Linked DNA regions of Homo sapiens: regions 1 and 2 are each linked to region 3. Evidence: chromatin loops called from intact Hi-C (ENCODE). Cell type or tissue: PC-3. All regions are shown on one strand. Region 1 overlaps WLS (Wnt ligand secretion mediator). Region 2 overlaps WLS (Wnt ligand secretion mediator). Region 3 overlaps GNG12-AS1 (GNG12, DIRAS3 and WLS antisense RNA 1).

Region 1 (8,000 bases), 54 kb before region 3:
TCTACTCCTTAGGTAGGCAGACAGGGTTGGTGTACTGGAAGTGTATTTTTAGTCTGACATTAAAAAATGTATCATAGACACCAACACAGGAAGCAGTTTTTAGGTGAGTCAGTGTATAAATAACCTCAAAGAGTTTCATGATGGGATGGTAGATCTTTCAGTTTAGCAGTTCAGTATCTGAAAACCCTTTCCCAATTTCATTCATTCATTCGATAGGCATTATTGGGACTTGTACTACATGCTAGCATTTTGCTCAGGATTTAAGAAATAAAGATAAGTCCTTATTCTTCATAATACAATTTCAGAAACCATCATAACCCTCTTTTGTTTAGTTTTCTCTTTTCTTTTCTTTTTTTTTTTTTTGAAATGTAGTCTCGATCTGTTGCTTAGGCTGGAGTGCAGTGGCGTGATCTTGGCTCACCGCAACCTCCCCCTCCTGGGTTCAAGTGATTCTCCCGTCTCAGCCTCCTGAGTAGCTGGGATTACAGGCGTGTGCCACCATGCCCAGCTAATTTTGTATTTTTAGTATAGACGGGGTTTCACAATGTTAGTCAGGCTGGTCTCAAACTCCTGACCTTGTGATCTGCCCACCTCGGCTTCCCAAAGTCCCAAAGTGCTGGGATTACAGGCGTAAGCCACCACTCCTGGCCTAAGAGTGAATTATTTAAAGGCAGGGACACTGTGTTGTTCATTGTTATATCCTTAGCACAATTCCAGGCACAGTAAATATTCCATGTGTACTCAAAATAATTAGGAGCTCACAGTCTAATTCATGGAGAGAGAATTAAAAAATTACACCAGTGTGTTCAGTGCATTAAGTACCCAAAGGAGTCCATAAACATAGAAGGGGAAATGATTAACTCACGGAAAAGGAAATGTTTTGATTGAGTCAAAGGTGGAGTTTTAAAGGCGTTGGAATCTGTGATCACTTACAATGTGAAGGCAAAGAAACAGTCCAAGGGCAGTCTTATTTTTTTCTGGAAAGTGAAAGAGCTTGGAGAGACAACTCCAGCACTGGGTTAAGTACTTTCAAGCCAGAGTGTTTGGGCTGAATCATAAATTATGAATGTTTGGCCTGCTGCTTATAAATTATGAGACCCTTGGCAAGGAAGTTTTTGAAACTTCCTTGTACTTCATTTTCCTCACTTATAAAATAGAATAGTAGTACTACCTTTATAGGGTTGTTGTAAGGATTAAACTAGAATAGTGTATGTGAGGCTTTTACATAGTAAGTGCTGGATACATATAGTAAATGCTCAATATAAGTGAATAGTTGGCTGGGCGCAGTGGCTCACACCTGTAATCCCAGCACTTTGGGAGGCCCAGGAGGGCAGATCTCTTGATCCCAGGAGTTCGAGACCAGCCTGAGCAACATGGTGAAACCCTGTCTCTACAAAAAATACAAAAATTATCAGGATGTGGTGGTGTGCCCCTGTAGTCCCAGCTGCTTGGGAGGCTGAGGTAGGAGGACTGCTTGGGCCCAGAAGGTTGCGCCACTGCCCTCCTGCCTGGTTGAGATTCTGTCTCTAAATAAATAAATAAGAGTGAGTAGTTATTATTCTCGGACTTGAATAGAAAGGAGGAATTGTGTTCCAGAGAGAGCATAGAAGCCCAGAAACATAGGTGGCAGGGCTGAGTGTTCAGAAAAAGGACCCCGTCCATGGATGTTAGCCACAGGCCTTTCATTACTTCCGGACAGTGGTTATTAACTTCAGGTCAAGGACTTTAACCTTGGGAGACAAATATGCATAGACCCCATTTGCACATTTAGTATTCATATTTCAATGGAAGCCCTGAAGCTCACCCATGGAATTCAGAGGTTTATGAATCCCGATGAGGGTATGCCCCATGAGTACCAAAATGCATGCTGATCAGCACTGAAGCAATTGGATAAAGTCCTAAAATAGAAGATGTGGAAAATTCTTAGCATCCTTAGGAGAATGTGCCCACAGGCATGATTTAATTATATTTGACTATAAACATAGCAGCATGTAAATTAAAATATTTTGAAATGGAAGAATATTAAGATGGGAGCAGAGGTGTATGGGAGACAACCTCTTGGAGTGGAAGAGTGGTAAGAAAAGATCAGGACAAGAGTTAGCAATGGGAACATTCTTTTGGATGAAGGTAACTCAGCAAAGGCATTAGGTATAGAGAAGGAAACGTTGATTATGCATCTCCTCTGCAGGCTCAATGCTAGATGTTCAAGGTTAAATCTCTACTGTCCTCTGTGAGGCTGTTACTGGAGAAAAAGTTTTAAATTTAAACAAGTATGAAATTATGGAAGTTAAGTGACTTCTTCAAAGTGATTTCTAGGTGAGAAAGTGAGGACTAAGACCATATTTTTCTATCATGAAATGCTCTGAAATAACATATGTGCAAAGGACGGTAAGCCCATTTGTTGGGCTGTAGAAAAGTGTCCATATTAGAGAAAAAAGATGAGCTGCTGAAAGACAGAGGGCCTGGTAGGTGAGTTGCCTTGATGACCAGCTAAGAAATTTGGAGTTTGTTTCTTAAGAAAAGGAATTGAACATCACATCTCTAGTGCTGAAATAAAATGTGGAATTCAGGATTTGAGACTCGTAGCTTGTCCTTTGAATTATACAGCAGCTGAAAATCGTGTTTCTTTTTTTCCCATCTGGACTTCTCACTTGGTGGTTTTCCCAACGGGAGGGCATCTGTGAACCTTTTAATGGGAGAAGTCATCAAGCTGGGTTAGGGCTGTGCTCCCAGGGCTGGCTTCGGAGGCAGGTAAAATCTGACTCCCTTTTGCTTTTCAGCTACAGACACAGCCATTGCTGCCACCACCAGCTGGGTGACTCGGAATCTAGGGGTTGCCAGTAATTGTGGGTTTAAGTCACAGAGGAAAAAGATAAGAGGAGAGCCAGGCTGGTTTTTCCACAATTAAATGTTGCCTCTCAGGCTTCTCTGTTGGCAGGAATCCAAGAGGTCAGGAACCACCAGCCATATTATTTTTGTCCCTGGCTGCCTGCTCTCATTTGTATCCCCTCCTCATTCATGGGAACGAAGAAAAGGTGGGTTGGAAATAAAAAAGCTTGTTCTAGCCTACTTTTTCCTTTACGAAACTTGTCAGAAACAAAGCTTTCCTGTGAAACAGACGGGATCCCTTCTAGTAGCTGGCTTTTCCTGCAAGCGTTTTCTGTCTCTTCTTTTCTTTCTGCTGGCAGCACAAATGTATTTTCCGGGTTAGGGGTGTTACCATTGTTGAAATCTACTTTTCTCCTTGTATAGTCATGCTGGTATGCGGTGTTATTTCTCAAGCACTGCCCTGTAGTCTGGTTCTCTGGTATTTTTGTATTTGTTAATTGTTTAACTCTTCCATTAGTCAAACTCAACTTGTTATCCTTTGTCACTCAAACTCCATTATAAGTGCCCTGAGGACAGGCATGGTTTTATAGCTCTTTGTTTTGGCCTCAGTGCCTTAAGTATAGAAGGCAGTCAACAGCTGGAGGTGTTTTAGATTTCTACATTCATGAAATATTAGAACTAGAAAGGATCTTAGTAAGCCTATGATCCAACTGTAGTATTTCATGAAATAATACATTATGTAAAGTGACTTACTCAAATTGTTTGGCTAAATAGTGGCCTTTTTAGAGCAAGAAGCGGGTGTCCTAACTTTCCTACCCCATGACTGAGAGACATAAGGGGAAAGTACTTGAGCTGCTGAGTCAGGCAAACCTGGGTTCTCATTTTGCCTCCCTCTCACATTGGTAGCATGGCCATGGGCCTCAGTTTCCTCACTTTGAAATTGCCTGTGATGGTTTCCATCTGGCTGGCATCTGCATGGGTGAAAATGTCTACACATAGTAGGCAGTAAAAAATGTGAGCTCTTAGGAATCATTGTTTTATTTCTTTTAAAAATACTTCATTTATAAGAAAACATATTTCTGAGATCTTTTCAGCATCAGAAAATGGTGCCCGATTGCTCTTGGTGAGAACAACTTTGGAGGGAGAACAGGCCAGTAGGCCTCTTTGATGGAGATTCAGCCTAGAATGAGCTAGAAATAGAAATTAGTCCCACCTACAGGACATAAAGCTCATGGATGTAATGCCTTTTCCTTTTCCCAGTTGTCCCTCCATATAAGGGAGTTTGGGTTGATTAACTCAGCAGTTAGTAACACAGCCCTTATCTTACTCACACTCAGAAGAGGATGTGGAGTAGTGGAGGAGGTCACCAGGCCAACAGGCCCAACTTGCTTCCTACATGATAGGAACATCAATGGTCATAAACCATTTGATGAGATAGGAGAAGCCAAGGGCTGAGGGAGGAGATGGCATTCGGGGCAGGTGTGTGGAGTGATGCATGTAGAGACCAACGCAACAGTGCTAGCGTGACCCGAAAGGAAAGAGCAATGATTTTAAGGGAAAGGCTGAGGGTGATGGCTGGAGAAGAAGAGCAGAAAGGGAGTCCAGCTTAACACTCTTGTGTTGTGGGTGGCTTTTATTGAGGGAGGAGCAGCAGAGTTCTTCCGCAGCTCCACCAAGGGTCATGGTTTTCCATTATGCTTCCCATTCTCTCACACACACATATGCTTCATCCACCTTCTTTATAGTATTATGAATCTGTCCATTATCTGGAACCCCGGGTGGCAGTAGAATATTGTCCCACTGTCTCCTGGAGCCCAACTCGAGGAATGTCCTGGCTGATTGATCAAGGGAAGGACCTTATCTTTAAATAGAACCCCAAAGCTGAGTGCAATAATTCCCCACATAAGCCGTATGAAACAAATACTTCGTGTGAATAACACTGGCCTGACTCCAGCAATAACACAGCTGTTGAAACAGCTTAGTCACCAGGGCGATGGAGGTATGCAGTGAGGGAATGTTGGGGTGCCGTGATCTGACATTTAGCTGGCTGGCAGCAGCGCTGAGAGCCAACATGGAGCTGCGGGAGAGCTGCAGAGAGAATCTGCTACCCGTCCACAGGCATTATTCCCTTGTTTCTTTTGAAGCCCAACCGTAATCCCTTCCCTGGGCAAGGCAGACTGAGGAGGAAAACAGAAAACATTTTAGGACTGAAGGGAGGGAAAGAAATGGTTTGCTTCTTTTAGACACCTGGTTTCTGCCCCTTAATGATGCATGTTTATTTCCTGGATAACTTTTTTTTAAATGCCCCAGGCTAGGCAGAGTATAATTTAGATATGGCAAAGGGGGAAAAAACTCATTTATTTATCTTGCCTAGAAAAACGTCATGACTCTTCTTAGCTTACTTGTGTCCAGGGGATGTATGAAGAAGTCAGCAGGGAAAGTCCTGGCCCTGCTGCCTAATATTGCCTGAATCTCTGTAGCGGTTCATCTGCCAGAGCTCTTGTCTGAAGGACTCTGGGTAGATCTGGGCAAAATACTTAGCTGGTTTCGTCAGGATTTTGGGAGGACTAATAAACTGCCATGGAGCGACCCCATCCCTCTGCCAGCTCTTTGAAGAACTGACCTGTGTGTTTTTTCTTTATCCTGGACTCCCTCTGCACTGTTTGTTTTGGAAGTTGTTAAGTTAAATTAGCCATCCCTTTCCTTTCCTGGTTACTGTATGACAATGCAGCTGTCAGTCTGTGAACTCTGCCATCATCTATTTTTAGACACAGTGTGAATGAAGCTGTCTTCTCTAATTGCATTCAGAGAGAGAGAGAGAGAGAGAGGGGCACGCAGGTAGATTTTCACAACGATCAAATCAGCTATTCTAAATGCTCTGTGTACTGACAGTGTCCTGGAGAGAAAGCAAAGAAACCCACTGTGTGTTTTCCTCACTTGCTTTCAGGTTTGTTTTCTTTCCACATTGATGTTGATTATGGTCAAATAGGAAAGTGCTGTTGCCACATTTGCTTTCCAGTGTTTTAACACTTGCTAACTTAGATGGTTCTGAGTTCTCTAGCTTTGTTAGCGAAAGATTGGTTCATCATTGGGTTCAGATTCTTTGGTAAACAAATTCCTTAGAAAATATCCTCCTGGCAGTATTTTCCACAAGGTTAAATCGTCTTAAGCACACTGAGAACTGTGTTAGCAGTGGGCCTCAGTTTCCTTAGGATGTCTCTTTGTCTACCTGGCCCCCCATCCCAGTCCGTCTTCCGCACAGCTGCCAGAATCTCCTCCTTTGCTTTAACATCCTCTAAGCAAAATGCTGCAGCACTCAGGGCAAGCTTCTTCCCTTTGTCATTAGACCCTTCCTGTTCTCTAGCCTTCCCTGTTCCCTCCAGTCCCTCTCACATTCCCTGCCATATTGAATTAGTTGCTTTCCCTGCTATTTTGTGCTTATGTGACTTTTTATACATGGGGCTTCCTCTGCCTGTAATGCCTTTTCCTATCTCGCTGCCTAGTGAACTCCTATTCTGCAATTCATTGGTAAATATCACCTCTTCTCAGTAGGGTGAGCCAGAAGATTGTGTCTTCTGTGCTACAATTCTTGACCTTCTACTCAGAACTCTTGATCTTTTTGTGCTGACTGTATACTTCATATATACTTCTAATGCAGTACAAACTACATGGAATTATACTTATTTATATACCTGCCTTCACCACTTTACTGTAAACAATTTGAGGGCAATGACTTTGCCTTATATGCCTTTTTATCCCTACTCTTTTTTTTATAGAAGAAGTTTAATTGTTTCACTCTTTATAGACATATATAAACATACATTTTTATGTTTATATACATGTATATAGTTCCAAATCCTATTTCTATATAAGATTTGTATTTATTTATATACAGCATTTGGAACTTCTCTGAGTATTTTTTTTTTTTAATTATACTTTAAGTTCTGGGATACATGTGCAGAATGTGCAGGTTTGTTACATAGGTATACATGTGCCATGGTGGTTTGCTGTACCCATCAACCCGTCATCTACATTAGGTATTTCTCCTAATACTATCCCTCCCCCATCCCCCCACCCCTCAACAGGCCCAGGTGTGATGTTCCCCTCCCTGTGTCCATGTGTTCTCATTGTTCAACTCCCACTTATGAGTGAGAACATGTGGTGTTTGGTTTTCTGTTCCTGTGTTAGTTTGCTGAGAATGATGGTTTCCAGCTTCATCCATGTCCCTACAAAGGACATGAACTCATCCTTTGTTATGGCTGCATAGTATTCCATGGTGTATATGTGGCACATTTTCTTTATCCAGTCTATCATTGCTGGGCATTTGAGTTGGTTCCAAGTCTTTGCTATTGTGAATAGTGCCACAATAAACATACGTGTGCATGTGTCTTTATAGTAGAATGATTTATAATCCTTTGGGTATATACCCAGTAATGGGATTACTAGTTCAAATGGTATTTCTGGTTCTAGATCCTTGAGGAATCGCCACACTGTCTTCCACAATGGTTGAACTAATTTACACTCTTACCAACAGTGTAAAAGTGTTCCTATTTCTCCACATCCTCTCCAGCATCTGTTGTCTCCTGACTTTTCAATGATCGCCATTCTAACTGGCATGAGATGGTATCTCATTGTGGTTTTGATTTGCATTTCTCTGATGACCAGTGATGATGAGCTTTTTTTCACGTTTGTTGGCTGCATTAGAATCTTCTTTTGCGAAGTGGCTGTTCATATCCTTCACCCACTTTTTGATGGGGTTTTTTGTTTTTTTTTCTTGTAAATTTAAATTCCTTGTAGATTCTGGATATTAGCCCTTTGCCAGATGGATAGACTGCAAAAATTTTCTCCCATTCTGTAGTTGCCTATTTACTCTGATGATAGTTTCTTTTGCTGTGCAGAAGCTGTTTAGTTTAATTAGATCCCATTTGTCAATTTTGGCTTTTGTTGCCATTGCTTTTGGTGTTTTAGTCATGAAGTCTTTGCCCATGCCTATGTCCTGAATGGTATTGCCTAGGTTGTCTTCTAGGGTTTTTATGGTTTTAGGCTTTACATCCAATCTTGTGCGAGGACACCAGTAGGTGCTCAAAAATATTTGGTGGAAACAAAAATAGAGTTGGATGGTCCATCTAGCACAGGGATTTCAGGGGTGTGTGTGCAGGGGTTTGGGGGGA
Region 2 (8,000 bases), 77 kb before region 3:
TTTTGCATTCAACTCTGCTATGTAGTATGTATGTTTGTGTTTTGGTGGTAGTGGTTCAGTGTAAAGGAATGTTCTGCTGTATTAAAAAAAATTAGCTTTCCTAGAACAGATGTTAGCATAACTAACTGACTGAAAGTGGCTGGCAAGAATGAATTTCATTTCACTTAGCGTACCCCATTTCATGCACAAGGGCATAGCTTTGATAATTGTAAAAATCACTTCTGGTCTAGTCTCTGTAGACACACTTTCAGCTCTCCAGTAATTGAGATTGAATTGTGAAATAATACTTCATTTAGTAAGCTAGTAAGATTTAATGGGTATGGTTGAAATATAGGAGAATCTTCTCTTCAAAGTAGGTGGTGGAGAAAGCATAAGTGTCTACTATAACTTCAGAGCAATTTCAGTAAAAGAATTAACACACTGAATCATTTAAGTACTAAGTCAATTTAATGCAAATATTTGCACTTTCTTTAGCTGAACTTTTTGAAGAGCTCATTCTAATTAGCCACCCAAAACTTAGATAAGTGGTATGGCAGATATTAAGAAATCTTTTTAGGAACTGACTTTCAGTGAATGGTAAGCAGGTTTGGCTCATAAGACCTCACAGCTCAGCCAGTTAATATGATCTGGCCACTGAAGTTGTGCAGTATATTTCACATGTTTCCTTTTAACCAGAATTAAGGCTTTTGAGCTGGCGAAAGGCATGTGGAATGTCTAAGGAAAATCAATTGAGCATATTTAAAGCTAATTTCTAAACTTAGCTAAAGATTTTCTTAGGTTAAATAAGTACTTTGGGGGCATTTGAAAAAGTAGTTACATAACAGGAATTCATCTAGTCTTTTCTGACACCTGTGTTCCCTTTCTCCCTCTTTTCGACCCTCCCCACCTTGATACTCAAAAAATCCAAAGCACACTCTGCAATTGCCCAAGGGTTTAAGTGCTCAATATGTTTTATATAAGTTCTCATAAGGCAAGCAGAGATATTTAGATAGGCAGAGCTTAGAACCAACTTGGGCATATGCCTTTTAGTTCTTATAAATACCATTCATAGTGCAATGGAGGTTTTCTCTACATTTCAAAGTAAAATGGATATTGAGCCATTCAACTTCATAGATCAGGTAAAAGTTTTGGGAGCTTATATTCATTCTTCAGCTATTGCTTCAAAAGTTTGAGGAGCTTATATTTCCCAGCTGTTGTTTCAAAAGCAATAGCTGGAAAAAAAAAAAAAAAGCAATAGCTGGAGAATATAAGCTCCCCAAACTTTTGAAGATATAGACATAGACCAAGTAATTTGTAGTCTCTGCCCACCCCCGCCCCAACATTAATTCTATCCGTTGAAATCAGTCCCAATTATTTTTAAAAAATAAAGGCTAATAACCAGTTCTAGTACCCCAAAATGTTTTATGGAACAAGATAGAGAATAAATAAAATGAAATTATAAAATATAAATAAATATTCACATTTTTACAGGTGGAGAGATGGTGCTGGCAGCTTTTTAACTGAGATTAGTTTTCAGGTGTTAAATCAATGTCTCAAGTCAGTAGGAGAAAGTATCTGCTACCAACTTTTTGTATGTTTTTAAATCAATGTGTATTGTTCCTATCATTTTTGTTAGATAAATTCTATTGTAAACATAAAATTCTCTAAAACATTTCTGAAATCTTTGACCATTTTTACTTTAAGTCATTACTTTTTAAAATGGTGCTGTTCTGATTATTAATTCTTATAAACAGGAATTACCTTTTCAACTGGTCTATTCTCTGCATTCCTTCCCCTTGTACCCCAAAGCAGATTATTCTTTAAATATCATCTTTGTTGCAAGGCAGACATTCTTCCTCTAATTTAGAGGAAGGCTATTATTACCTGATGACTGAGACTTCAAAGGCTCTTTGGGGCCATTTGTGGGAATAGGACGGGGAGCTTCTTCATTCCCACCTGACTACCCTCTCACTCCGCCTCCTTCCAGCAGATCTCTGGTCTGGCCTTGTGGCTACTTACAGGGCAGAGATAGGTGTCATAAAAGGAAACATTCCTGCCAAATAAAAGTTCTTTGTTATGTGTGGCTCTGTTTATTATTCCTTCTTTATGGTGCTCTATAGAGTACAGCAGGGATGATTGGGAGCAGAGGCCAAGGCACTCTAGTAGAATTATACCACTGATTAGAAAAGGCAAGGGTGGACACAGAGATAAGAGTAGTACTACAGTTTTCACCGTTAAATGATCTCTTTTTAATTTTTAATATTCAAGCACAGATATCTGCAGAAAATATGATTGTTTTAGATATTCTATGACCCAGCACATGTTCTATCTCTACCTCAGCACCTTCCCTCCTTGGCCATCCCCCATTCTCCCTTGGCTATTACCTGCTCTCTTCCAAGGCTAAGCCCTGCCGAAAGCTACCCTCAGCTCTTTTTACAACTGGAGCATCCTGTGCAAACCTCTGTCAAAGAAATTTCCAATCAGGGTGTAATTCTTTGTGAACTTCTCAGCCTCCCACACTAGCCTGTGAGCAAATGGGGGTCTGGGAGGCCATTCGTCTCTGTCTTTAGTTAGTACGGTACCTGCATAATAGTAATGCTCCTAGGTGATTGCTAAAGAAATGTTCATTACTCATAATAAAGCAAAGAAATAAATAGTCTATGTTGGCTTAAATGGAGACAATGTGTCATGTCAGCCTGTTGTTTTAGTTTTATTTTAACTTTTCTAAGAGGCAACCAAGTCTTGTCTCTCTCTAACTCTTAAATTACAGGTTCTGGAAGGAATAGGGGCTAATGATTTAATGTTGACTCAATTTTAAGCATGATAAATGCTAGCGGTTGGCTAGATAGTAATTTGTAAACTGGATAGCCATTTGAAGTGAAATAACAGGAAGCTGACTGGAGTCAATGAATATTCTTCCAAAAGAAGTACTACAGGTTTAGTCATTGTTCACTTACATTTTTATTCAAGGTTATGTTGTAACGATGACTGGATTTTTCTGTCATTCTGGTGTATTCATTTCTCCCACCTCCCAAATATCTGACTGTTGCCCTTTCTCAGGGAATGTCAGGTTACATATAACATTCATCAAAATTATTTTTTCCTGAAATTGTTTATTTATTGTCTGCTTCCTCCGTTATTTGTACGTTCCATATGGTTGGTGCCTATCAGGTTTACTCCAGAACCGGCAGTGTCTAGTGCATGGTAGATACTCAAGACAAATTTGGACAATATACTGTGAGCCATAGTAATGTGTGTAACTGAGGGACCACTGAATTTTCATAGAGACTTCAGGTTGTGTTTGTACATTTCTTCACACCTTGAATTTGTTAGAAGTCTTATTGATTTCATATCACTTTAACATTAAATGTTATATAGAATCACATTTCACAATTCATGTGCTGTAGTGGAAAAGTGGAGGCCAAAAATACTGTATTGAAATACAGACAAAATAAAATGGTCATGTTTGATAAAGTAAAAAGAACTGAATTCATAATGGACTGCATTTTCAATGAATAGCTCATGGTTTTATAACTTCTGTGCATATTCCCAAGGCTATCTTAACCAACCATGAGTTAACCAGTTTACAGTGACTAGGCATATTTAGTTTTGGCCAAATTATTCTGTCATTGAATTGGTCTGGTGTAGAAGTAGTTTTTGGCCTACTTGTTTTCAGTTAAACCTTATACTATGGGTGGGTGGAGGAGACATTTATAATGTGTGCTGAGGCAGCTGGGTAATATTGCATTACTCTCCTAGGAATACTGGGGAGTGGTTATTTTTAGCTTTCACCTGAGCAAACATGACTCAGTTTGTTGACCTGAATCTATCCAGCCCCCTCTTGAATACACAAACTCTATTAATCCCTAGAACCACGCAAGTGACTAAGTAAGGCCTTCATTACAAATACCTGTTATTGTGGCTTGTTCAAAGGTTGAAGATGATTTAAACTTCCTCCATTTAGCTCTTTTCTCTTAATCCCACACACTTTAAAAAAATTTACAGACAGATCAAACTTTTTTTGATTCTAGACACAATTTGTGACCCATGTAGCTAAAATTTTGACTATAGCTAATGAAAACACATTCTATGGTAGGTGACCAGCTACCAGCTGTAAGCTTTGCTTTTGGTTTACGTGATAATGCTGTCTATATAAAGAAACACTTGGGAATTCACTTTTAGCTGGAGTAGGACATTGCACTGAGCTGTAAATATATTATTGGGGGAACATTAACTGTCCATGTTTGAATATCAGGATGTCTGTTTACTTTCTCAAGCAATACTTGTGTTTTCTCTTTTGAACACTATTAGAAAAACGGAAAATGTTGAATTATCTTCAGGTTTTGAAGTTATGGAAAGCATTTTTGAGACTCAAGGACTAATTTATTCAAGTGAAAAAAATTGTGATTCTCACAGTATAGCTTGAGATGCACTTGAGGCTTCTCCAAGTTCACTGCCATGATATTTATGAAAATATTAGTATTTCTGGGATTTTTTTTCTTTATAGAAGAAACACTAGACTAATGAGAGGATGAAAATAATGCAGGCCCCTAAAAAGGCAGGCGTTCACTGCATTCATTAAAAATGCGGACTTTGTGACCATAAAGTGTTCAGCTTCTCTGTTATTAAGTTTGGAATGTGGTTTTGGAGCTTAGCTGAGGAACTCAGCTAGTTATTTTTCGTTTTGGCCTGAGAAGTGAGAGACTTGTTTTTCAAGAAGGTAAAAAATAAAGAAAAAAAGGTTAGGTTCATTTTGGAAGAATAGAAGTTTTAAAATGTAGTAACTATTTTCTGCAGCAAATAGTCAGTTTGAGTATGTTAGCCGAAAATAGAATTCATGACTTTTGTCTCACTGTTTATTTCTCCAACCACATTAAAAAGGGTTCAGTTAAATGTGCCATTTGGCTTTTCTAATGTCAGTGGGCTATTTAGCTGAGTCAGGATAACCAAAGTTTGATTGACTCATATTTCTAAGAATAAGTCAGATGTCTGATTTTAGATGGATTAGATGTGAGGTCTTCGTGATACAGTTTTGAGTTTTAAAGAAAAACGTCTGTAGCAGGGGTTAGTGGCAACTTGTATTGCAGTGTTCAGCCTTCTACATGAAGGATGTTCAGCTAGAGCTTAGTAGTGTTGAGTTTTCTGGTAAGTATTAATAGGCATTGTCCTAACTTCTTACAAACATAACATTTTACTAAAAATGTATCATTAAAATAGATGTTTAATAGAATAGAAAAATAATGTGGATTCGAACATTAGAAGTAGGGCAGAATATTAATAATACACATTTTTCCCGTTATATAACTTTCTTTTTGCTTTTCATGTTTCTCCATTGCTATCTGATCTCTATTAAATAAGAGAGAATTTCTGCAAACATAATATACCAAGTATCAGATGCACAGAAATACACATATTTAAACCACACACATAAACCATAATTGATGACACTTTCTTTTAACTACTAACTTTCAAAGGTTTATAGATGTATCTATTTTAAAATATACTAGTAGGACCCACATAAAGAAAACAATGAAAGTTTTCCAAGAAATTTAAAAACAGATTGTAGACAATGGAGAAACAAGTACTGTTCTTGGATGGGAAAACTAAACGCTGGGGAAGGATGCTAATTCTGTCCACATTAATTTATTATTATATATTTATTATTTATAAATTTAATTTAATCTTCAATATCCTAGCAAAAAGATGTAAATTTGAAATGGATTGGGGAAGAGAGTTACTCTAGCAGATATTGATAAAAATAATAAATTTATAAAATTCAAAGCAATGTTGTGCTGACCCGTGAATTGACAGTTTAATGCATGGAAAAGAACAGATGTTCAGAAACATGCTTACATACATAAAGATTAACAGTGATATGATAAATCAACAAAAGGGAGGGTCTGTTCAATCAACTATAATTTAAATATTTAAGAAATAAAACTAGAACCTCACTGCATCTCTTATAGCAATTTTCAGATGGATCAACTGTTTAAATATTAGAAAAAATGAAATTGCAAAAAATAAATAGAAGTCAATATAGATGACTATTGAATTTTGAGATGAAGAAGGTCAGTTTCTCTAAACACAAAAGCATGGGGGGAAAAACATAAAAGAGGGATTCCATATAAGATCTGGAACTTCTCTATTTAAATGTGCATAAACAAATTTAGATAGCAGATGGAAAGTTTAGGAGAAATTTCCAACAAAACATATTAGGCAAAGGATTATTCTTATAGATAGCCTTTACAAACTGATGAAGGAGAAGTTGATTTTGGTGTATTGTGTGATTGACTATTTTGCAACTACTAACTGAAAGATTTTAATTATAAAGAAAATATGATATAATGGCTAATATTTTATACTTTGTGTGTGCCCAAGCACTACTCTGAGTGCTTTCATATGTTAACTTGTTTAAAATATGCAGTGACTTGGAAAGATCAGTACTATTATTATTGCCATCTAAGAGATGATAAAACCGATACAGAGATAGGCTTAGTAATTTGCCCAAAACTTTCCTAGTGTGGATTTGTGGTGACACAACTAAAAATGAGAGAGCCAGGATTTGACACCAGACAGGTCGCCTCCAGAGCTGGTGTTATCACACAATACTCTGCTTTTCTAAGTGAATAAAAAGAAAAGACTACAAAACTATGCATGATATAACTATTTTATAAATATGTGTTAATATTTGCGTATATTTTAAAGTTACACAATTTAATTCATGTGTAAACTTTTTATCTAATTACACAGTCATAGAAAAGACAGATGGCATTTTGACATTTTCCAACAGTGGTTACTTCCCTCTAGTGGGATTTTGGGTAAATGTTGTTTTGAACTTAAAATTTCTGTATTTTCCAAGTTATTAATATTATAATCATATAACCATTATATAATCACAAAATAGTGTTTTTAAAGTTACACATTTCAAAGTTGCTTTGCTGTCTTGAAGTGCATCGTTTATATTTTAGTACACTTTTGAAGTATCAGTCAGTGTTTGAGTTCCCATTCTCTGCTAGGTACCAAGCTAACTGGTGTCCCCTAGTTCTTTATCTTAAGCAAAAGCAATGTTGTACAATTTTAGAGCCAAAAGGAATCTTAGAAACTCTTCCGTTTCTCAGATGAGGGTCCTGAAGCTATTACAGATTTAACTGACTTACCCAAGATTCACTGACAGTAGGTTTTTAACCAGGCTTCGAATCCAGGTTTGAAGACTAAGGTCTTCTGACTTTAGATACTGTTCTCTATGAAGCACCAGAGCTCTCCAAGACCTCAATCAGGTGGGAACTGTAGCACAGTTGATTTTTTGTGACATTGTTTTGAAGTGGGGAAGTATAACTAGACTGGTTACAAATGTATTCTTTCACAGCAATTGAAAACATAATGGGAAGGTTCTCAGAGATACTGTTATGACACCTCTGGAGGTCAGTGAAAGATCCTCACCCAGATTTGGAAGATCCCTAAGTATTGCTGAGCCCCACTTGTAGAAGGCGATACAAAAGCTGGAGGGAACACAGCAGTGGAAAGAATATTAACCAGAAACAGTAGTTTCAATAGATGGCTTTTCTAAAACAGACAAACTTTCTCTTTTCAGCTCCAGGGCCCACAACGGCAGTGTCCTACATGTCGGTGAAATGTGTGGATGCCCGTAAGAACCATCACAAGACAAAATGGTTCGTGCCTTGGGGACCCAATCATTGTGACAAGATCCGAGACATTGAAGAGGCAATTCCAAGGGAAATTGAAGCCAATGACATCGTGTTTTCTGTTCACATTCCCCTCCCCCACATGGAGATGAGTCCTTGGTTCCAATTCATGCTGTTTATCCTGCAGCTGGACATTGCCTTCAAGCTAAACAACCAAATCAGTTAAGTGTACTCTCCTCTCATCCCTTTCTTCCCTTTGAGCATTGCCCTCTTTGGGTTCTTTTTGAGCCAATTCTAATAAAAGTAAAAATGGTAATAGTAATAGCAAACAATTATTGACTACTTCCCAGGCACTTTCTGTGTACTTTACCTGTATTA
Region 3 (8,000 bases):
CTGAGGTCTGGAGGTCTGGGGCACAGTCCATGTAATTCACCACTCAGCACCCCTAGCCTGCCTTTTCCTGACTTTGGCTTAAAGCGTGGTAAGCAGTGACAGTAGAAAATGCTTTGACTTTGGCTATTCTCTCTAGGCCTTTTCCTAACCTGGTGGACATTGGGATGGTGTACGATCCTGTGCACTCAATATCCACTTACCAATCAACCACTGCAGTGCCAGGAATCAAAGGGAGCCGTGCCTCCCAGTCCAGCAGGGAACTCCTGTCCCAGAAGATAGAGGGAACGTTTCTCTATCCCCTGGGTTAGGAAAAGGACTTTAGATAGACCTTAAAGGAGAAAGATTTTACCAGAGCCAACGGGCAAAGGGATCAGCAGTACAAAAATCATAGAAGAAAGATGCAAAGCATGGACAATGTTTGGATAAGGTCGGCGATCAGGCCTGGCTGGCACATAGGAATGGAAATAGCAGATGATGAGCCCTGTGCACCTGTGAGCCAGATGGAGAAGGGTTTTTAATGCTGTGGTAAGAGTTACAAGACTTAGCCTCAGATATTAGGCAGAAAAGTGATACGATCAGAATGATCACTGGAGCCTGGAGAGGCTGGACAAGCCCAGAAAAGAGATCACAGAGACTGGAACCAGGACAGTAGCAGAGGACTTGGAGGAGAGGATTATTTTGGAGATAAAATGCACAAGGTTTGAATGTTCTGGATGTGGGTTGCACAGAAAGATCGATCAGAGTCAAATTTCAAGCCCTCGCTGGGGAAGGGAATGGGTGGGGTTTCGGACAGAGAGAGAGATTCTTGGATGACAAATGTCAGTGGATTCACTACTTAAAGTTTTCTAAGTAGGAGCCAACTCTAGCAAGCTTAGCTAAGAGACAGACTGTACTAGAACTTTCCTAGCATATATGAGAGATCCATGGAAGAGTTGAATTAACCAGGAAGATGGGAAGTGGGGCAGCTCTAAGGGCCCCTAGCACCAGGAATCCATGCACCTTTCTCTCAGAGCAGTACCATTCACTACTGAGTCTTTATCCAGTTCTTGTTTCTCTCACTTAAAAACAGGAGTCTTAGGCAGGTGGCTGTCCCTGTGCCAGTCACCTGTGACCAGGAAGTCAGGTCAAATGGCTGCTTGGGGCCTACCTTATAGATCGGTGTCCATCTCCAAAGAATGGAGAATCCATTTTGAATTGGGCAAACAATCAGAAAAGATCTAGCACAGTGGGCAAGATGATGAGTTTGGGTTTGCCTGGGCTAGGTTTTAAAAGCCATCTCTTTGAGGAAATGAGCTAACAATTAGAACTGAGGGGTCCAGCAGATTGGGCAGCCACCACCATTGAGAGGAAGAAGGACAACTGGGCAGAGCAGTAAAACATCAAGCAGATGACCACCAAGAGTGGTGAGCCAGACATGGCCATATTCTATAGGAAAGGGGAAGAAGATAAGGTGGATAAATCAGAGAAATGTGGGGTTTCAAAGAAAGAACCAGATTCATAAGGAAAAAAGACGAAAGAAACAACGTTAGATGTCCTCAGAGGTTCAGCAGCATTTAAGGATCCAAGTCTCTTGGATTTGGTGGTTTGGATGTGTGTAACCTTCTTAAGTGGCAAGGGCAGAAGGTAGACAGAGAAGTGTAGCAGAGTCAGTGGGCAATTGTGGTGGGAAGGAAGGAGGTAAAATGGTTGCTCCGAGAAGAGCCAGAGTAAAATGGAGACTTGTGTTTTTTAGTCCGCAGGGAAGTGAACTAAGTTTGTAAACCTGAAGGGTGAGATCCAGCCATGAAGGAAAGATGTTGAGGAGCTAATGTAAGCCACAAGCCAAATCAGAGTTTTGGGACCAAGAGTACAAGTTGATGAGTTAGCATCGAAGGAGTGAAAAGACACTTTCATCCTGAGACAGGAGAGAAATAACAAATAGACAGTGGAGGAGAAACTTGAGGTCCAGAGGAGAGGGGTTGCAGTATGTCCCCTGGCTGTTCTGCCTTCTCCACCGATGTGTAGTGGGTGTTGGAGTTTCACTAAAGAAGTCTCCATTTCAAGAATGCAGGTTGGATGCAACCCATTTCAATCAGTGGAAAGAGAAGTGGAAACTCAAGAGGTGAGAAAATGCTTTTAGTAAGGACCATCAACCTAGAGAAAAAATTTATTATTGGCCATGTATACCAGTTTTATACATTGTCATAATAAACATTTTTCAAGCAGCTTTAAAGGATATTATAGGAAAAAAGTATATAATTTTACAGATGTCTGTTTTTAAAAAATAAGAAAGTTTACCAATACTTACAACAAACAAATAAAATGCAATTGCTATATCAAACTGAAAACAAAATCAGTTTTATGTTGGTTATCCCAGTGGATTTTCACTATGTATTGTTCCTACAAGAAAATGTCCATAGTAATGAAATAAGTGATTCCACGTGTGACTGCCCAAGGGTGGTTTTAACCATTTCTCAGAACTGAGATAAAGCTCTAACAATTCTGATGCCTGAGTTCAGCCTATAATCTCATAGCTGATCGGGCCCTTGGAACTCATACCCCTGGGGTCCAAGCAGGTAACTTTGAGAAGTTCAAGAGAAATGTCAGGGGAGGTTGGAGGACCTCCCAGTGTTCACATGGTAGTGGCCACACCCTGGTCTTGGGTCTCATCCTCACCTTGTCAGTTCTAGAAACTATATTTTATCTACTCTTTCAAATTGAATCAGGCTTCCAAAGGCTGAATGGTAACATTGGGGAATCTATAAACTAGAATTTCTGTGTGATCTTTTACAGTAAAGAATGCATATATCTTATGGCTCCATCATCGTAGACTTCCTTCCTTCCTATTTTCAGGTAACCATGGAGGCTAAAAGAGGAAATAGAAGGTTTTTGGTGGACAAGGAATAAATTCACAGAGAAACTGCTGTCCTTGGAAGAGATAATGGCCTAACCCTGTGCCTCCAAAGAAAATATACACAGCTCCCTAAAAAGTGCCTAGCATAGTGTGGGAATTCAATCAGGAAGAGTCGGTGAGAGAGTGAACACACTTGACTAATCCCCATCTCTCTCTGCTGCGTGACCCTGAGTTATTTGGGACCCATCTTCTTGATTCAAGCTGACTCATCAGGATGTCAGTGCAGTTGGTCAGGCTCAATTTGCTGGTGTGTCCAGACATTCATGAGCCTGTACTTTGTCTTCTGTATTTCAAGGTCCTTTTTATCCTGTAGTGCTCCGGGAACCATCTGACTTCTGCAGGCTGTCTCTCCATCATGTTTTGATACGTGATTGATTTTGTTGCATGGGGATAACTTGGTTTCTGAGATGACATTAGCAGCCCCTTTTCTGCTGACATCGGGGGGCCTTCTAAGCATGTCTTGAAGTGTTCAGAGCTTCCTGTCTCCTGTGACAACACACTGATCTCTCAGGGAACAATGCCCTTCACTATTGAGACCAGACCTTTCCTTTGTGACTTTTCCTTATTTGGATTGATGGAACCCCTTTTTGTAGGGCCTGCCCCACTCAAGTCTTCCCTACCCCAGGCTCAGCATCTCAGCTCCTGAACCCCTCCTCCAGACATGGTTTCTAGAAAGTTCTCCCATTACTACTTACCTGTTAACTGCATCCTAGCTTCTCAGGGTTCCAAAATATGATGTTCAGATGGCAGGACTGCTCCAGCTGGCACAGATTAGTGTGAAAATGTCCCTTCCTGTACTAGGGCTTGATGTCCTAGGAAAATGGTACAGGATTTTTAAAAATACTCACTTCTTACTTTTTTGCTTCTCATGACCAAGCAACCACTAAATACTTAGTTTTAAAAATTTGTATTACCAATACCTTCTCTGTATTCAGCAATATTTTTGACTTAATGGTAGAACTTTACATATATCCCTGTTATGTATATTTTTTCCCATACACCAGTTAGGTTAAGGGACATCTTTAGCTTTTAAAAAAGTACAGTTCGAAATATAAAGTAAAAGCAGTTAAGTCTTTTCCAAGTACAAAGTGAATTGGTTCCAATTGCTAGAGAATTTACAAATATATATTCACCTGAGGCCAGAAAAAGCTCCTTTGGCCTAGGCCTCTCTCCTTTATCAAGCTCTCTCCATCACGAGTGTGCACATGTGCGCGCGCGCACACACACACACACACACACACAGAACTTAACAGCAGTGATGTGTGTTGTAATATGCAACTTTGTAAGTTACATATCACTCCCCAATACCACCTTCTCAGTCACGGAGTAGAGATCTTACTTCACAAGAAGTGAGACTCAGAGAGGTGAAGTGACCTGTGCAAGGTCACCTATTACAGTGCCAGAGTTGGAACTAAAGGAACTTCAGTCTGTGAACTTCAGTGTCTTTCCAGTAGCATATTTGCAGCAGAAGAGTCAAGAATGTTGTGAGCTGCAACTCTCACTAGAACCAAATGACCTTATTGGGAGATGTTAGTCCAGCCTTAAAAACAAGCTCTTCACCTCCATGAATGGCAAGTGTCTGCCCTCTTCAGGCCAAATCGAGAATGACATCTATAACTGAGCAAATCCTCAGAACCCAAGTCAGACCTTGGATTATTGCTTTTCAGTAAGTTCTGGTCCTGGCTGTGTCTCTAACTCTTGCTGTGGGACCCTCAGGGAAGCTACCCACCCCCTTCACCCCACCTGAATGAGATGATTTCTGAAGTCCTCAGCAGCCCTGATTCTAAGCCTCATAAGGAAGAGTAGGTGTTAATGGCATCCTAGGGCAATGGTAGGCGCCTGATGCAGATCTGCTGTGAGCCATGTGCTGGCATCACAGGGGTGGTTTATTAATTTCATTTATCATCTGGACAGCCCCTTCTTATAACGTACATCCTTGCCTCTTCTGAGGCTCTAAGATCCCCAAGGTGGCTCCTGTATCCAGAAACCCCTTGGCCTTCCCTCCCAGTTAAGCAAGATCTCTCTTCAACTCAGGGATGCTGAGAGATTGAAAGTGAACTACACACAGGAACAGCCAAGATAGGAGTTATTTCTATAGCACCATGCTTGGCTGATGTTCTTTACACGGAGTGGGCAGGATTTTTAAAACAGCGTTTGTGCCTTTTAGCCTGGGCTCCTCCTAAAAGCAGACTCTGGGACAAGGATTTGTGTGCAAGTAGCTGGCTTGAAAGGTGATTCCAGGAAGCACTGAGGTGGCATGGAGAAGCAAGGCTGAGAAGAAGGGAATGCAAAGAACAGCCACCAAGGTGCACGGCCAGGGCCTCTGTCAAGCTGTGAGGAACATGCTGCAGAGTTGTCCCCTGGGGCTGAGGAAGCTGTGAGAGAGAGCCACTCCACTCCCATCCTTTGTAGGTAGAGGGCCACCGCCAGGCTCTTAGCTACTTGGAACTAGGGCCAGCTTGAGGAATATGGGTGAGGCACCCATGGCCTCTGCTACATTGTTTTTAATCCAGTCTCAAAAACAAAATGGTCCTATCACAGAAACTCTGCAAAAATACATGAAAGAGTAAAGAAAAACATGTAAACATTTTACAATTACTCTATCCAAAGATAAATACTGTTAAAATGTCAGTATGTTCTTACACAAGTTTTTCCATGCATATATGTGTAGATTTATATACATTAAGATTGTATTATACATAGAAAATAAATTTCTGGACAGTTATATAACCTGCCCTTTTCAAAATATATCTAGGAAATCTTTCTATGTTATTGTGTTGTCTTCTATAACATGATTTTCATGACTTTACTATTATAGTCTCTAAAAAGGATGGTTCATAATTTTTACTGGACATTTCAGTGGTTTGCAAAGTTTGACTATTACAATATATGTTGAAATGAGCATCCTTGGATATAAATCTTTTTTGTACATCACTGATTGTTGCCTTAGTATCAATTCCTAAGAACTACTGGGTTAAAGATCAATTATTCATTCAATAAGCATATGTTGAACATCTAATATTGGGCCAGGTGCTTTTTTTTTTTTTTTTTTTTTTTTTTTGAGACAGAGTCTTGCTCGTCACCCAGGCTGGAATGCAGTGGCGTGATCTCGGCTCACTACAATCTCCACCTCCTGGGTTCAAAGTGATTCTCCTGCCTTAGCCTCCTGAGTAGCCTGGGATTACAGGCATCTGCCACCACGCCCAGCTAATTTTTTGTATTTTTAGTAGAGATGGGGTTTCACCATGTTGGCCAGGCTGGTCTCGAACTCCTGACCTTGTGATTTGCCCGTCTTGGCTTCCCAAAGTGTTGGGATTACAGGCGTGAGCCACCACAACCAGCCGGGCCAGGTGCTATTGTAAGCATTTGGGGCAGATCAGTAAACAATATCCCTATCATTGTGAAGTATATTGGTGTGGTAAAGGAAGGCGGGAGGGAGGAGGCAATAGATAGTAAGGTGATAGCGATGAAGGCTACACAGAAAAGCATTTATCATGGACACCTGTAAGCATACAGAGCCCTCCAGAACTGTGCCAACAGCAGAATGAGAGAGGCTGTGGCCCGCATCCTCACTGACACTACGTAGTTTTGAAATTTGCAACTTCAAGATGCAGAAATTGAATTTTGCATTTACTTCATTACCAGTAACACTGAGCATGTTTCATGTTCCTATGACTTGATATTTTTAGGTTGTCAGTTCAGATTCTTTATCCATTTTCTTGAGAGTCTGATTTAGTATATTTATCTTTTGTCTGTTACACGGGTAGCTCAACTTTTCTCCATTTGTCACTAGCTTTTATTTTGATTTGGATGTTTACCAGGATATAGAGCTTTTTTCTATGTAGTCAACCTGTACATTTTTTCTTTTATAGTTTCTAGTTTTGCTTTCATGCTTAAAGAAATATCCCCTAAGATAATAGGTCACCCACATTTTTTCTAGTTTTAAAAATTCTGTTTTTTTTTTCTCATCAATTCATATAGAATTTGTTTCCCAGCTGGAAGACCAATTAAATATTTTTTCCAGACAGTTATCCTAGCATGATTTTTTGGATCATAATTGGGAAGGACAGGATCTAGCAAGCTGGGGAGATCATGTCATTGGGTTACCCCCGGAGCAGTGGTGAGGCTTGGGTGTCAGAGCCATCCCATCCACAAGTGGTGCCAGAAGGCACCAACAAGACCCAGAAGCTCCCCGGGAACTCACCTCCGACTGCCAGTGAGGGTCCTGTCTGTGACAAAGAAATGTGCCATCGGGGGAAGATAAGCGTCCACTGCAGCACAGAGGAAACACGAGAGCTGCAGGCACGGGCTCAGTGAGCCGAGGAAGTCAGTGGCAGTGGCCGCCTGGCCAGGGTCCCTGGAGCTCCCAGGAAGCTGCCCTCCAAAGCAGTCTGCTCCTCTGTGCCACAGTGCAGAGGAAAGGTGTCTGGGGCCAGAAGCTGATGGCCGTATTGACTGGATGACAAACAGGGACCACACGAGCCTCCTGTTGGCAAAAGAGAACATGTGTGATGAGGCTGTATAATGGACAGCAGAAGGCCTTGGCTAGGGCTCTAACGTTACCCCTAATTGCTGTGTGTTCTTGGCCAAGCTATAGTACCTCTCTGGGTCTAGTTATCAAATTACATGTTGTTTAAAAAATTATACTAGGTTTAGCAGCATTCATTGGTTGGGAAGAATACTGTATAAGGATCCACTCTAGATGTCATGGTTTGCAGTACAAGCTGCAATTGTACAGATAAAGTTTGGGAGTGTGTACAGTATACTAGCTTGATGCAGAGGAGTGAGTGTGGGGGCAGGGGGAAATATGATTAGAGAAAACGGAGAAAGGAGGAAAAGCAGGGATAGAGGGAGGGAGGGAGGAAGGAAATTGAAAGTAAGTTGAGAAGAAATGGAACCAAGATTTTTTGTGAGTTGAATGCCTGACAATCATTCTAACCTGCACAAAGGTGAGTGGGAGGGGTCGGGGCCAGTCGTACAGGTTCATGGCAACCTTTTATTTCCCTAACTGGCTCAGGAGGGACAGTTCTGTTAGCCTTCAAAATTAAAACCACCCTTGTCCACAATTAATCAGTCCACAGCTATTTGCTGCCCTCTGCTGGCCAAG

What was found. Peaks named below come from ENCODE experiments on the same cell type or tissue, not always from the same donor. Only the 100,000 strongest peaks of a DNase experiment are listed, where the experiment ranks them.
Region 1: a loop joins it to region 3, with 2.3 times the contacts of the local background. A loop is called at or near these places in 6 of 110 quality-filtered maps.
Region 2: a loop joins it to region 3, with 5 times the contacts of the local background. A loop is called at or near these places in 3 of 110 quality-filtered maps.

What each region holds. Positions count from the first base shown.
Region 1 is chr1:68,171,069-68,179,068 of GRCh38, reverse strand. The region is part of intron 2 of WLS (Wnt ligand secretion mediator); the gene reads left to right. All of the region lies in intron 9 of GNG12-AS1 (GNG12, DIRAS3 and WLS antisense RNA 1), which reads right to left. Among named protein-coding and RNA genes, the nearest start is that of MIR1262, 8.5 kb to the left of the region's middle. In PC-3, no CTCF peak of the experiment used is centred here; DNase peaks (open chromatin) are centred at 78, 4,128 and 4,798; H3K4me3 peaks cover 1,035 bases; H3K27ac peaks cover 1,981 bases.
Region 2 is chr1:68,193,798-68,201,797 of GRCh38, reverse strand. It overlaps WLS (Wnt ligand secretion mediator), which reads left to right. Exons shown (of 12, transcript NM_024911.7): 2 at 7,571-7,843. All of the region lies in intron 9 of GNG12-AS1 (GNG12, DIRAS3 and WLS antisense RNA 1), which reads right to left. Among named protein-coding and RNA genes, the nearest start is that of MIR1262, 14 kb to the right of the region's middle. RefSeq lists an enhancer at 1,653-2,154. In PC-3, no CTCF peak of the experiment used is centred here; DNase peaks (open chromatin) are centred at 2,887 and 3,787; H3K4me3 peaks cover 1,798 bases; H3K27ac peaks cover 3,034 bases.
Region 3 is chr1:68,116,830-68,124,829 of GRCh38, reverse strand. GNG12-AS1 (GNG12, DIRAS3 and WLS antisense RNA 1) reads right to left here. Exons shown (of 10, transcript NR_040077.1): 7 at 7,098-7,379; 8 at 3,589-3,705. It also overlaps a transcript of WLS not described here. Among named protein-coding and RNA genes, the nearest start is that of MIR1262, 63 kb to the left of the region's middle. RefSeq lists a silencer at 7,870-8,000. In PC-3, a CTCF peak has its summit at 4,476 (motif pointing left); DNase peaks (open chromatin) are centred at 3,099, 4,459 and 7,979; H3K27ac peaks cover 358 bases.